Linked DNA regions of Homo sapiens: all the other regions are linked to region 3. Evidence: chromatin contacts called from ENCODE Hi-C or POLR2A ChIA-PET data. All regions are on one chromosome and are shown on one strand. Each heading gives the region's core, a stretch centred on a gene start or an enhancer-like site at or near the end of the contact. The rest is flanking DNA. Distances are from core to core; before and after follow the strand shown. Region 1 holds the start of SYP (synaptophysin). Region 2 holds the start of WDR45 (WD repeat domain 45). Region 3 has its middle 24 kb from the start of GLOD5. Region 4 holds the start of PLP2 (proteolipid protein 2).

Region 1 (2,700 bases), core at 201-2,700, 460 kb before region 3:
GAGGGTGAGGCAGGGAGAATTGCTTGAACCCGGGAGGCGGAGGTTGCAGTAAGCGGAGATCATGCCACTGCACTCCAGCCTGGGCAACAGAGTGAGACTCCGTCTCAAAAAAAAATAAAAAATAAACAGCCCAGTCATGTATTATCTTATACATATATCTTTTAGCACATGTATGAGTCTATCTGTAAGATGAATTCCTAGAAGTATGAAGGTGAACCAAACAGTAAATGAATTTGTTATTTTTTTTTTTTAGATTTTGCCCGATTGCCTTCTACACGTTATACCAATGAAACTTCCACAGGCGATTTATGAGAACGCTTGTTTCTGGCCAACCTACCAATACGGAACGTTATCAAACTTTTTGATACTCACCACCCTGAAAGATGAAAAACAGTATCTCAGTATTTTTGTTTGCTTGTTTGTTTTTGAGATGGAGTCTCGCTCTGTTGCCCAGGCTGGAGTGCAGTGGTGCAATCTCGCCTCAGTGCAACCTCCGCCTCCTGGGTTCAAGCAATTCTCCTGCCTCAGCCTCCCAAGTGGCTGGGATTACAGGCGCCTGCCACCACAGCCAGCTAATTTTTGTATTTTTAATAGAGATGGGGTTTCACTATGTTGGCCAGGCTAGTCTCAAACTCCTGACTTCAAGTGATCCACTGTCCACTTCGGCCTCCCAAAGTGCTGGGATTACAGGCATGAGCCACTGCGCCTGGCCGAAGTTGAGCATCTTAAGCCCCAACTGTATTTTGGATTTTGCATCATAGCCATCACTGTTGACCTTGATGGGCCTAGTTTTAGTCGCAGGAAGGAGGGTTATTCCAATTAAGAGAGAGCTAAGGAATAAATAGGTAAAGTGGTAGAGTTCGAGTAGGCATTAATTTGACAAAGAGGAAGAAAGAAATAAGGGAGATGGCTAGATGGGGGCAGGAGTTTCAGGGTGTGCTTAAAATGCAGACTATGAAAAAGGAACCTGGAAGGCCTTGAACCGTGTTTAAACTGCAGGGACTCTGGGCACTGCCAGCTAGTAGCTGGCTGACCTTGTGAGAGTCACTTAAGCTCTCTGGGGAATTATTTTCCTCGTCTGTAAAAACGGCCTAATAGTCCCTACAACGTAGGACTTCTGTAAGCATTAAATGAGTGAACATGTTTAACAAACTCAGAAAAGAGCCTGGCAAAGTTGTCACACTGTAGGACCGAGCAGGGAGGTCTCCTCTCCCCGGCCCTCGACTTGTGTTTTCCCAACGCATATTCCCGCACGCTCTCACGGCTCCAGCCTCCGGGCCGGAATGGCTGCCGGTGAGACTGTGGTACAACCCGCTGTGCGCAGGCGCGTGGCGGGCAAGGAGGGGGCGCGAGGGGCGGGGCTGCAGCCGCCTGGGCTGTTCCAACGAGCGCGCGCCGCCCCCGCCGCGCCCCGCGCCGCCCTTGCTAGCCGAGCCTCCCGCCCCCTGCATTGCTGATGCTGCTGCTGGCGGACATGGACGTGGTGAATCAGGTACGCGCTCCAGCACCGTGGACAGAGCCCGCCGCCGCCCGGCTGCCTAGGCCGGGTCGCTCAGGCCAGCCGACTCTGGGAGGTGGTGGCCAGGGTCTGGCAGCGGAGACCCGGTCCCCGGCGCTGGGGATGGGGGTCTGCGGCAGGTGAAGGGGAGGAAGGGGGAGGTGGAGAAAAGGAGTGCGCTCTTTGCCGCAGCGAGGGCCGTCCTCACTGCCGCAGCGGGGGCCCCCGGAGCCCCGTTTATTACTGGCGACCGCGAGGGGAGGAATAGGGGCCTGGGGGCTGGAGTGAGGGCAAGGGACAAGGGGAGGGGAGAGTGGAAGGAAGATGGGGGGTGCTGCGGATAAGCTAGGAAATAGAGCGACAGAAGGTGTGGGGGCGGGGATGGGGGAGAGGGCTGGCACCCGCCCCTCCCAAACAGAGACTGTACCCCCATAGGCGACCACCCCTTCCCCCAGAGCACACCTAGGGGACAATCCGGTTTTACTCCTTCCAAAACCCCCAGCCTCCTCACCCCCAACACATAGCGACTGAAGCCGTGTCCCAGCCCTCCCCCACCTTAATCAGTCCAGACCCTCTCCGCCATGTCTCTCGTCTTTGCCACCTCAGAAACTCACCCCCAATCAGTCCCAACCCTTCCCCATCCCCATCACCTCAAATATCTACCGCCACCGCCGTCTAACACACCTTTACCCCTGCAGACCCTTCCCCCACCTGAGCCAAACCGACTCCTGCCCCGTTATGACTCACCTTCACCATCACAACCCCCCCACCCGAATGCACCCCACTCCATCCCCATTCTCTACCCGAACCCCTTCCCCATCCGACTCGCCTTTACGTTTCAAACCTGCTCCCCCTCCTTAACTAGTCCTGACCTCATCCCCATCTCCCTCACCCCCGACTTCCTCTGCCATCTGACTCACCATCTCTTCAGACCTTCCCACCAGTCCTTGGACCCTGGGGCTCACACCATCCCCAAGGTGTCACTTTCTCCTTCTCACCCTCTCCCCGAGGTCACATGCTCCATCCCCTGGGGTCATTGATGGGCAGCCTTGCCGCTCACCTCCCTGTACCTCCAACAACCCCACCCCTTCCCCACTGTTTCTCTCCTCAGCTGGTGGCTGGGGGTCAGTTCCGGGTGGTCAAGGAGCCCCTCGGCTTTGTGAAGGTGCTGCAATGGGTGAGTGTGGTCCGGGCTGTTGGGG
Region 2 (2,700 bases), core at 47-2,546, 340 kb before region 3:
TGTAATCCCAACACTTTGGGGGGCCGAGGCAGGCGGATCACCTGAGGTCAGGAGTTCAAGACCAGACTGATCAACAGGGAGAAACCCGGTCTCTACTAAAAATACAAAATTAGCTGGGCGTGGTGGCACATGCCTGTAATCCCAGCTACTTGGGAGGCTGGGGAGGCTGAGGCAGAAGAATCCCTTGAACCCGGGAGGCGGAGGTTGTGGTGAGCCAAGATCGCGCTAATTGCACTCCAGCCTGGGCAAAAAGAGCCAAACTCTGTTAATCAAAAAAAAAAAAAAAAAAAAAAATTCCTTCCAGTATGCATATAATTTGGGGCCTTTTTTTAAAAGCTTTATCATAGGTAGGACCTCTTTTTTTTTTTTTTTTTAACCCAAAGCATTCATACCTTTTACTATCAAAAAGCTATTTTGTATTTTGTAAAAATAAAAGCAGAGGCCGGGCGTGGTAGCTTAAGCCTGTAATCCCAGCACTTTGGGAGGCCGAGGTGGGTGGATAACCTGAGGTCAAGAGTTCGAGACCAGCCTGACCAACATGGTGAAACCCCGTCTCTACTAAAAATACAAAAATTAGATGGGCGTGGTGGCGCACGCCTGCAGTCCCAGCTACTCCGGAGGCTGAGGCAGGATAACCGTTTGAACCCGGGAGGCGGAGGTTGCAGTGAGCCGAGATCGCGCCACTGCACTCCAGCCTGGGAGACAGAGCGAGACTCTGTCTCAGAAAACAAAACTAAACAAAACACAAAAGACAAAACTCAGAGCTGGCGGGGTTGGGGGGACAGGGTGGGGAGAAAGAAAGCGAAATCTGTTCCTTGGCTTCCCGGAGCCAAGGAGGTTTCTCCACTTTCAAGGTCTCCAGGTCCGCCCCCGCCTGTAACCCCCAGCGCCGCCCCTCTGGAAGCCTGGGAGGACTGTGTGTTGCGAACCGGGGCGGCTACTCTCGGCCGCCGCGGAGGTCCGCGTCTTGTTAGCAGGGAAGGTTTACTCCCCCATTGTGGGTGACCAAGGGGCTGAGGGCTTGGCCGGTTTCGCTTTGCTGGGGGCAAGGCACGCTCTCTCTCCCCACCCTTCCGGGTTCCCTCAGACAGTCTCGGCCTTGAGGAACCCCCTTCGCCTCCGGTCCCCCAGCCAACCTTCCTCCGCTCCCCGCGCCCTCCCCGGAGAACCCCACTGTCACTCGCGATGCTCCGAAGACCCGGGAACTAGGCGAGGAAGGCGGTGGCCGCCTTTTTCCAGCTGGGGTGAGTCATTTCCTGCGACAGGCTCCCTCCCCCGGAAGTAGGGCCTGATGTAAACACCCGAGCCGGGCTCCAAGGCCCGGGAGGTCAGAAAACCGGGCCGCGGGCGGCACCGACAGCTGGGGCCCGGGTCAGGGACACGCGGAGGTCAGGCCGGTGAAGGCGGCAGGAAGCTGGAGCACGATCCCAGGGTTGGTTGGGTCTGGGGGAGGCTGGAAGTCTTTCGAGTAGGGGTCTAAGGCAGAGGTCTTGAGTGGGTGCTGGCGTTGGAAGGAGCATGCGGCTGGTCTTGGGAGAGGGGCGAGGCATCCCGGACAGAGTCTTGGAATGGAGGTGCAAAAAAGGGGTGTTGAAAGTTGGAGCTGTCCAGAGAATAACTCTAAGGCAGAGCTGTCCAAAGAAAGAGCATGAGGCATTCCAGTGGAGGGTGTAACTGAAAGAAAGGAAGGAGATTTGGACTCTTGGAGGATGGGGGAGGGAGTATGTCTGGCCAGAGTTATTGGGGAGTTGAGGATTTGAAGGGAAGTTGGGGGCTCTATGGCAGTAATCTTAGTAGGGGACTGCGCAGGCATCTTAGGGGTTGAGGTTCTCCTAGGTAGGAGTTTTGGGTGGTTTGTTTTGGGCAAGGGTCTTAGAAGGCAAGGGTGCCCTGGGGCGGGGTCTTGGATAGGGGTCTAGAGGGGGAATCTTAGGAGGATGGGGGGGGTTCCTGGGGTTGGGTCCAGGCCAGGTTATGTTGTAGTCAAGGACAGCAGAACACAAGGAAGGAGATGTCCCAGGGGTGGAAAATTTAGAGTGCTAGGGGGAATCCTAGGGTAGAGTCCCCAGGGCATAAGCCAATCTAAGGGAATGTCTAGGCTGGCCCTGAAGGGTAGTTACCAAGGCATGAGAAGGGGTCATCCCAAGGTAGGCATCCTGAAGGAGTTTGGGGAAGCCGGTTGAGGGGGAAAGGTGTGAGAGGACTCTGGGGTGGTCAAATAGGTTGGGGTACAGTTAGAAGGGTATGAGCAGAGGAGTTCCTGGGGATGGCAGACCAAGCATAGCAGTCCCAGGGCCAAGTCAGGGAGGTACAAGAAGTGCATCTCCTAGCCCACTTTTGTCTATTTATTGAGAGAGTCCGGTGCTAGGTCAGGTTTGAAGATGAGAAATGGGTTGGGAGTGGTTCCAGGCCATGTCTGGCATTGGGATCAAGATTGGCTGGCGGTGGGGAGGAGATATCACGGGGGCACCCCCTATCACATTACTTCCTGACAAGTCAGTGAGGGCCAGCATGTAAAGAGGAGGTGTGGGGTCCACGTCAGTGTGGGCCTGGAGCTTGCCAAACCTGAAAGAAGGAGGGTTCCTGGCCATGTTGTTTGGGATCTTGGGAGCTTAGAGCAGAGACCCTGGGACTCTCTGTTTTTATCTTTTTCTTCCCCCCGAGACGGAGTCTCGCTCTGTCACCCAGGCTGGAATGCAA
Region 3 (2,700 bases), core at 43-2,542:
TTAGTCGGGTGTGGTGGCCTGCTTCAGTAGTCCCAGCTACTGGGGAGGTTGAGGTGGGAGGATTGCTTGAGCTGGGGAGGCGGAGGTTGCGGTGAGCTGTGATCACGCCACTGCACCCCAGCCTGGGTGACAGAGTGAGACCCTGCAAAAAGAGTATGTGGTCTCTGTCCAGATTTAATCTATATCCCAGGTGGTGAGGTCTCCGAGCTGTTTTGGAGTCTGCGTCCAGGATATGAGGTATGTAAGGTGTTTGGGATTTGTTTTCCCAGCGTGCAACGTCCCTGAGGTGTTTCGGCCTTTGTGTCCCAGGGTGAGGTCTCTGAAATGTTTGTAGGATTTTGTGACGAGGATGAGACCTATGAAATGACTGGGAATCTATTAAGATATGTTCCATTATTGAGTTCTCTAATTTTGTTTTGTGGTCTGTGTTCAGTGTGAGTTCCCTGAACTGTTTTGGACTCTGTATCCCACGGTGTGAGATCTCTGAGCTCTTTTGTGCTCTGTGTGCAATGATGTGAACTCCCTGAGCTATCTGGGTGTTTCCAGTAATGAGGTCTCATTCTGTTTCACAGCCAGCTGGTACTCTATGGTATAATCGCCTTTAAGCATTTGCCGTTTTCTCCCTTAGTTGTTTGCTCCTTCCATTCTTGTGCACACAGGACTGTGCACGTATGTATGATTATTTCCTTAGAACACATACTTAAAAGTGAAACTGCCACGCCAAAGGAGTCATTTATTCAACAAATCCCCTTTTGAGCACCTACTGTGTGCAGGGCAGTTTCAGGCAGAGACTTTGGGGGGTCTAGAAATACACATATCCCTCCCTACCTTCGTGGTGGTGACATTCCAGTAAGGAGGGGTGTCTGCTTTTTATTTTGATAAATGCTGCCACACAAAGGCAGACTTCCATCAGTGGCCTCGGGAATGAATGCCCATTAATGGGCGGTGGCTCTGCAGCAAGGGTTTGGACGCTTGGGCCTTTGCTCTCAAACGAATCATCAGGGTATGGGGCAGGGACAGTGCTCTGGGGGACGTCGGTTGGGGGAGACAGGGCTGGAACGTGGGCAGGAGGAAGGCATGAAAGAGTCCATTTAGTTCTTTTGCGGTGAACTGAAGATTGATTCACTTGACACTGACATGAAAGAGTCCTTGTCGCACACACAAGGGGAGCGTGAGCGGTGGGAATGAAGGGTTAACGACTAGACTGTGCAGCTCCAGGACCATACCACTACGGTCATGGGAGGTACCACAGGGGAGGGGTCGTGTATTTCGGAAGATACCATTGTACTAGTGGAGACACGAAAGGTCTCCTCATCCCGCGAGTGGATCGGCCTCCACCCTAGACCGAGGAGAGAATGGCTCTGCCTGGACCGACCCCCGCGCCGGGCGGACCCGATCTTCGGCCTAAAGCGTCCACCTGTCTGGAAGCCGCCGCCACCAAGCTTTTATTAATATATCCGTTCCCGCCGGGTTGGCTATACAGATGCGAATCAACTCCGGGGGTGGGGTGAGGAGGAAGGCCGCGGAGCGGCGATTGCTTCCTGGACGAGTTGCGTAGGGCGGGACAAAGTCTTGCCCTGAGCTCTGATTGGTCACCGCGAGACTGCCTACCTAAGCTCTTCCAGGGTACCGAGGTTTTCCGGAATCACTAAGAGGCTACAGGCCGGGTCCTTCGGCTCCGCGTTCCTATTGGCTGCTGTTTCGGCGCAAGCGCTTTGGCTCCTGGGTTGGCGTTCAGGGTTGCCGAGGCAGGGCTTTGGCTACTGGAGATCGTAGGTTCGAATCCCGTCTGGGAAGTTCAACTTGTGCACCTGTAAAAGAAGCTGGCATTATTGGCTTGTACTCAAGGGCTGGCACAGAGTGTGTCGGGTAATCTTTTCCATTTTCTTTTACCTATTCTTTCTTTTTTTAAGCAATGCCTATTGCATCCCATTATATTGATTTCAGGACCCACTCACCGTTCACAACAGCACTAAGAAAAATTCTTCAGGGTCCCTGGCATTTGTCTTTCAGGCTACCTGTAGGTCTGAGTCCAGCAGATAAGATTCAAGGTGATCTCATGATCCTCCTCCAGGCCAGCCCCCATCTCCCAGAAGAGGGTGATTTGGAGGCTTCCCTCAGGACCAGGCCTGACTAGGAGTGTGATGGGGTGGGCTATAAGTGATTAAAAGAGAGATGCATGGTTTCACGCTCTGGGATGCTGAAGAGCTTGTGGCAACTACAAGGAGAATTTTGGAAGGTGGGGGCAAGACTTAAAAGAGTACGCTTTTAAATGATGGGATTTTAAACATCAGACAGGGGAGGTGTTTGGCTGGTGAGGTAGGTAGGTAGTAGGAAGAAAGTGATTCTCAAGTCAAGTCAGCTCATCATAGGGTAGTTATTACACTCTGCAGTTTGGAGGACTGTGTGCAGGATGTGAAGTCTGATTTGTTTTGGAATCTCAGTTCAGGGTATGACTTATAAAAAGACTGTGAAGTCTCTTTGCTGTTTGAAAATCTGTGTCTCAGAGGTTTAGGTGTTTGAGATCTTTGTGGGTCTCTGTCCCAGGGTTGGTTTCTTTTTTCTTTCTTTTTTTTTTGTTTTTTTTTGTTTTTCTTTTCTGTTTTTCTGTTTACGTTGGTCCAGAATGTCCCAAGGTTTCTAAGCTGTTTATGGATCTTTGTCCCCGGATGTGCAGAGTTTTTTTTTCTTTTCTTTTTT
Region 4 (2,700 bases), core at 48-2,547, 430 kb before region 3:
CACCGACAGGGAGGAGTAGCCTGGTGTGGAGGCACTGAAGCAGATCAGGATCACCAGGCATAATATCTGGAAGGGTGACATGGGAAAGGGGACCTCAATCAGCAACCAGGGCTGAGAAGATTGGTTTAAATTGGGGGTCCCATACTAAGATGCCTACGAGGGCTGGGGAAATGACATACAATAATAGCTAAACACTTTTTATGTGCTCACTGTGTTCCAAATTCAATCATCACGACAATCTAATGCTCTGGGTACTATTATTACTCTTTCTAATTTATAGACGAGAAAACTGAGGCACAGAGAGGTTTAATGGCTTGGCCAGGGTCACCCAACAAGTAAGGAGTAGAGTTGGGTGCCTCAGTTTCCTCTTTTCCCTTCTAGGTTACGGGCAGCCTGAGGGGAGTGGCGCTGCCAGGTGTTTTGTGAGCCCCGCTGACGCCAGCTTTGTGGCCTTGACCGGGGCGGAACACGCGGTTCCCCCAGCAACCCCTTTGGGAAGCGGTGAGAGTGACACCAGAGAGGCAGGACTCCGTTAAAGGCGCCGCACCCCTTTTACAAGTGACTCAAAGGCGGCGCCCACTTTGAGAAGGGTGGAAACCCCGAAAAGCTAAGGACATCCCGCCCGGCCTCTGAAGGGCGAGGAAGAACTGGCGAAGGGCGGGGCGCTCTACACCGCGGGACTAGCGCGGGGCGGGGGGGCCCCACCCCAACAGGCCCTGCCCCTGGGCGCGCTGCCAGCCCGCCCTCCTGTGCCCAGGCCGCGCCACGCCCTGCCACAGGAGGCCCCCACTTCCCAGCACCCTGGGACCCCTTCGATGCGTCCACTGATGAGTTCACGCAGGCTGTCCCCACGTAGCCCTCCGTATGCGTTATAGGCTCCTTGCTTCACCCCGGGGACCACCAGATCTCAACAACCTTCGTCAAACCCCACCGACTCGCCCTGCGCCCCGGGTTTCGGGCCTCCACCGTGAACCCACCCACCTGCACCCCACTGCCGAGCGCCCCGGCCAAGTGCCTGCCTCACCCGGACCATCCAGTTCCGCATGGTCCAGCCACCCCATCCCGCTTTTGCCCACGCGCCTGCCCCAGAACGCTCACAATCTCAGCAAACAGGAGGATTCCCTTTCGAGTGCGCGAGAAGTTGGTGCAGGCGGCCCAGCAGCCAGGAGCCGAGAGGCGCTCAGAATCCGCCATGGCATGGGCTGGAGTCCCTGGTGCCTCGGAGGATCTGCTCACTTGCTCGTGGTTTCGAGGACGCTGTACACCCAGCTGTCTTGCCCGCCGTCTGGCCGGGAAGGGGGCCCCGGGGCGAAGGAGGGAGTGAATCACCGCGCAGAGCTGACGCGGGCGGGGCCGGAGCCGGGCCAGGTGGCTGCCGCCCCGGAAGCCCCCTCGCCCCGCCCCCCAAGGATACTCCCAGCCTGGCGCACAGCCCCCGGGGCGCCCCATCGCAGGGGTGCTTGGCAGCTCCAGGTACCAGGAGCAGTAATAGCGGGACCCTTCGCCTTTTTGGAATGCAAATGCACCCGAGACAGCTTCAGCTTAGAACCGCGGGAATCTGGCTTTGGGATGGAGTGACTCAGTTTCCTTAACTGAATAAAACGGCCGAGGCAGAGTTAAATCCGAAAGACTTGGGGCCCAGTATGTTGCCAGAATTCGGAATATTTTTGATTTCAGAAAGTTTTCCCATGCATATACTCTCAGCGGGGTTTGGAGCTGCCGCGTTACAAAAAAAAAAAAAAAGGGCCAGGCGCGGTGGCTCACGCCTGTAATCCCAACACTGGGAGGCCGAGGCGGGTGGATCACCTGAGGTCGGGAGTTCGAGACCAGCCTGACCAACATGGAGAAACACCGTCTCTACTAAAAATACAAAAATTAGCTGGGCACGGTGACGCATGCCTGTAATCCCAGCTACTCGGAAGGCTGAGGCAGGAGAATCGCTTGAACCCGGGAGGCAGAGGTTGCGGTGAGCCAAGATCATGCCATTGCACTCCAGTCTGGGCAACAAGAGCGAAACTACGTCTCAAAAACAACAACAACAACAAAAACGGTATTTCTTCAAGAAAAGGTATGAACGTTCACAATAACTGGGTAAGGATTGAAAAGTGTTCCTCGGCTGGGCGCAGTGGCTCATGCCAGTAATCCCAACACTCTGGGAGCCTCAGGTGGGAGGATCGCTTGAGCCCAAGAGTTGGAGATCAACCTCGGCAACACAGTGAGACCTCATCTCTACAAATAATTTTAAAAATTAGCCCAGGCGGCCGGACGCGGTGGCTCAAGCCTATAATCCCAGCAGTTTGGGAGGCCGAGGTGGGCAGATCACGAGGTCAGGAGTTCGAGACCAGCCTGTCCAACATGGTGAAACCCCGTCTCTACTAAAAATACACAAAAAATGAACCGGGTGTGGTGGCGCTCGCCTATAATCCCAGCTAGTCAGGAGGCTGAGGCAGGAGAATCGCTTGAACCTGGGAGGTGGAGGTTGTAGTGAGCCAAGATTGCGCCACTGCACTCCAGCCTGGGCGACAGAGCAAGACTCCGTCTCAAAAAAAAAAAAAAAAAAGAAAAAAGAAAAAAATTAGCCCAGGCATGGTGGCACGTGCCTGTAATCCCAACTACTCGGGAGGCTGAGGTGGGAGGATTGCTTGAGCCTGGGAGTTCAAGGCTGCAGTGAACCATGATCAGACCACTGCACTCCTGCCT

Evidence for each region. Hi-C counts contacts between places; a loop is a spot of excess contacts on that map. ChIA-PET counts read pairs that join two places held with the same protein, here RNA polymerase II (POLR2A). Pooled maps may share reads with other maps.
Region 1: a pooled map shows a loop between it and region 3 (5-fold over the local background). The contact joins the promoter of SYP here to the enhancer-like site in region 3. A Hi-C loop is called at or near these places in 3 of 37 single-sample maps with no recorded cell type and 11 of 50 pooled maps. POLR2A ChIA-PET finds 5 or more read pairs at or near these places in 5 of 52 experiments (Caco-2, MCF 10A, PC-9 and 2 more).
Region 2: a loop to region 3 is called in a pooled map, with 9 times the contacts of the local background. The contact joins the promoter of WDR45 here to the enhancer-like site in region 3. A Hi-C loop is called at or near these places in 1 of 37 single-sample maps with no recorded cell type and 8 of 50 pooled maps. POLR2A ChIA-PET finds 5 or more read pairs at or near these places in 2 of 52 experiments (HCT116 and RWPE1).
Region 4: a pooled map shows a loop between it and region 3 (6-fold over the local background). The contact joins the promoter of PLP2 here to the enhancer-like site in region 3. A Hi-C loop is called at or near these places in 1 of 168 maps with a recorded cell type or tissue (HepG2), 3 of 37 single-sample maps with no recorded cell type and 6 of 50 pooled maps. POLR2A ChIA-PET finds 5 or more read pairs at or near these places in 3 of 52 experiments (MCF 10A, activated B cell and common myeloid progenitor, CD34-positive).

What each region holds. Positions count from the first base shown.
Region 1 is chrX:49,198,943-49,201,642 of GRCh38, reverse strand. SYP (synaptophysin) reads left to right here and starts at 1,450. Exons shown (of 7, transcript NM_003179.3): 1 at 1,450-1,492; 2 at 2,610-2,675. The coding sequence starts at 1,457. SYP-AS1 (SYP antisense RNA 1) reads right to left here. Exons shown (of 2, transcript NR_046649.1): 1 at 2,419-2,700. RefSeq lists silencers at 1,258-1,497, 1,568-1,617.
Region 2 is chrX:49,078,483-49,081,182 of GRCh38, reverse strand. WDR45 (WD repeat domain 45) reads left to right here and starts at 1,296. Exons shown (of 11, transcript NM_001029896.2): 1 at 1,296-1,432. RefSeq lists silencers at 527-596, 839-1,133 and enhancers at 839-1,133, 845-1,345.
Region 3 is chrX:48,736,208-48,738,907 of GRCh38, reverse strand. No RefSeq gene overlaps it. Among named protein-coding and RNA genes, the nearest start is that of GLOD5, 24 kb to the left of the region's middle. RefSeq lists enhancers at 1,127-1,176, 1,227-1,486, 1,677-1,806. Within about 2 kb of position 1,292, at least 26 of the 41 ENCODE cell types and tissues checked have a DNase peak (open chromatin) inside an H3K27ac peak, as active enhancers do; they include HCT116, where a contact is called at or near this core.
Region 4 is chrX:49,170,495-49,173,194 of GRCh38, reverse strand. It overlaps PLP2 (proteolipid protein 2), which reads right to left and starts at 1,297. Exons shown (of 5, transcript NM_002668.3): 1 at 1,099-1,297; 2 at 1-66. The coding sequence starts at 1,194. RefSeq lists silencers at 601-800, 1,321-1,420.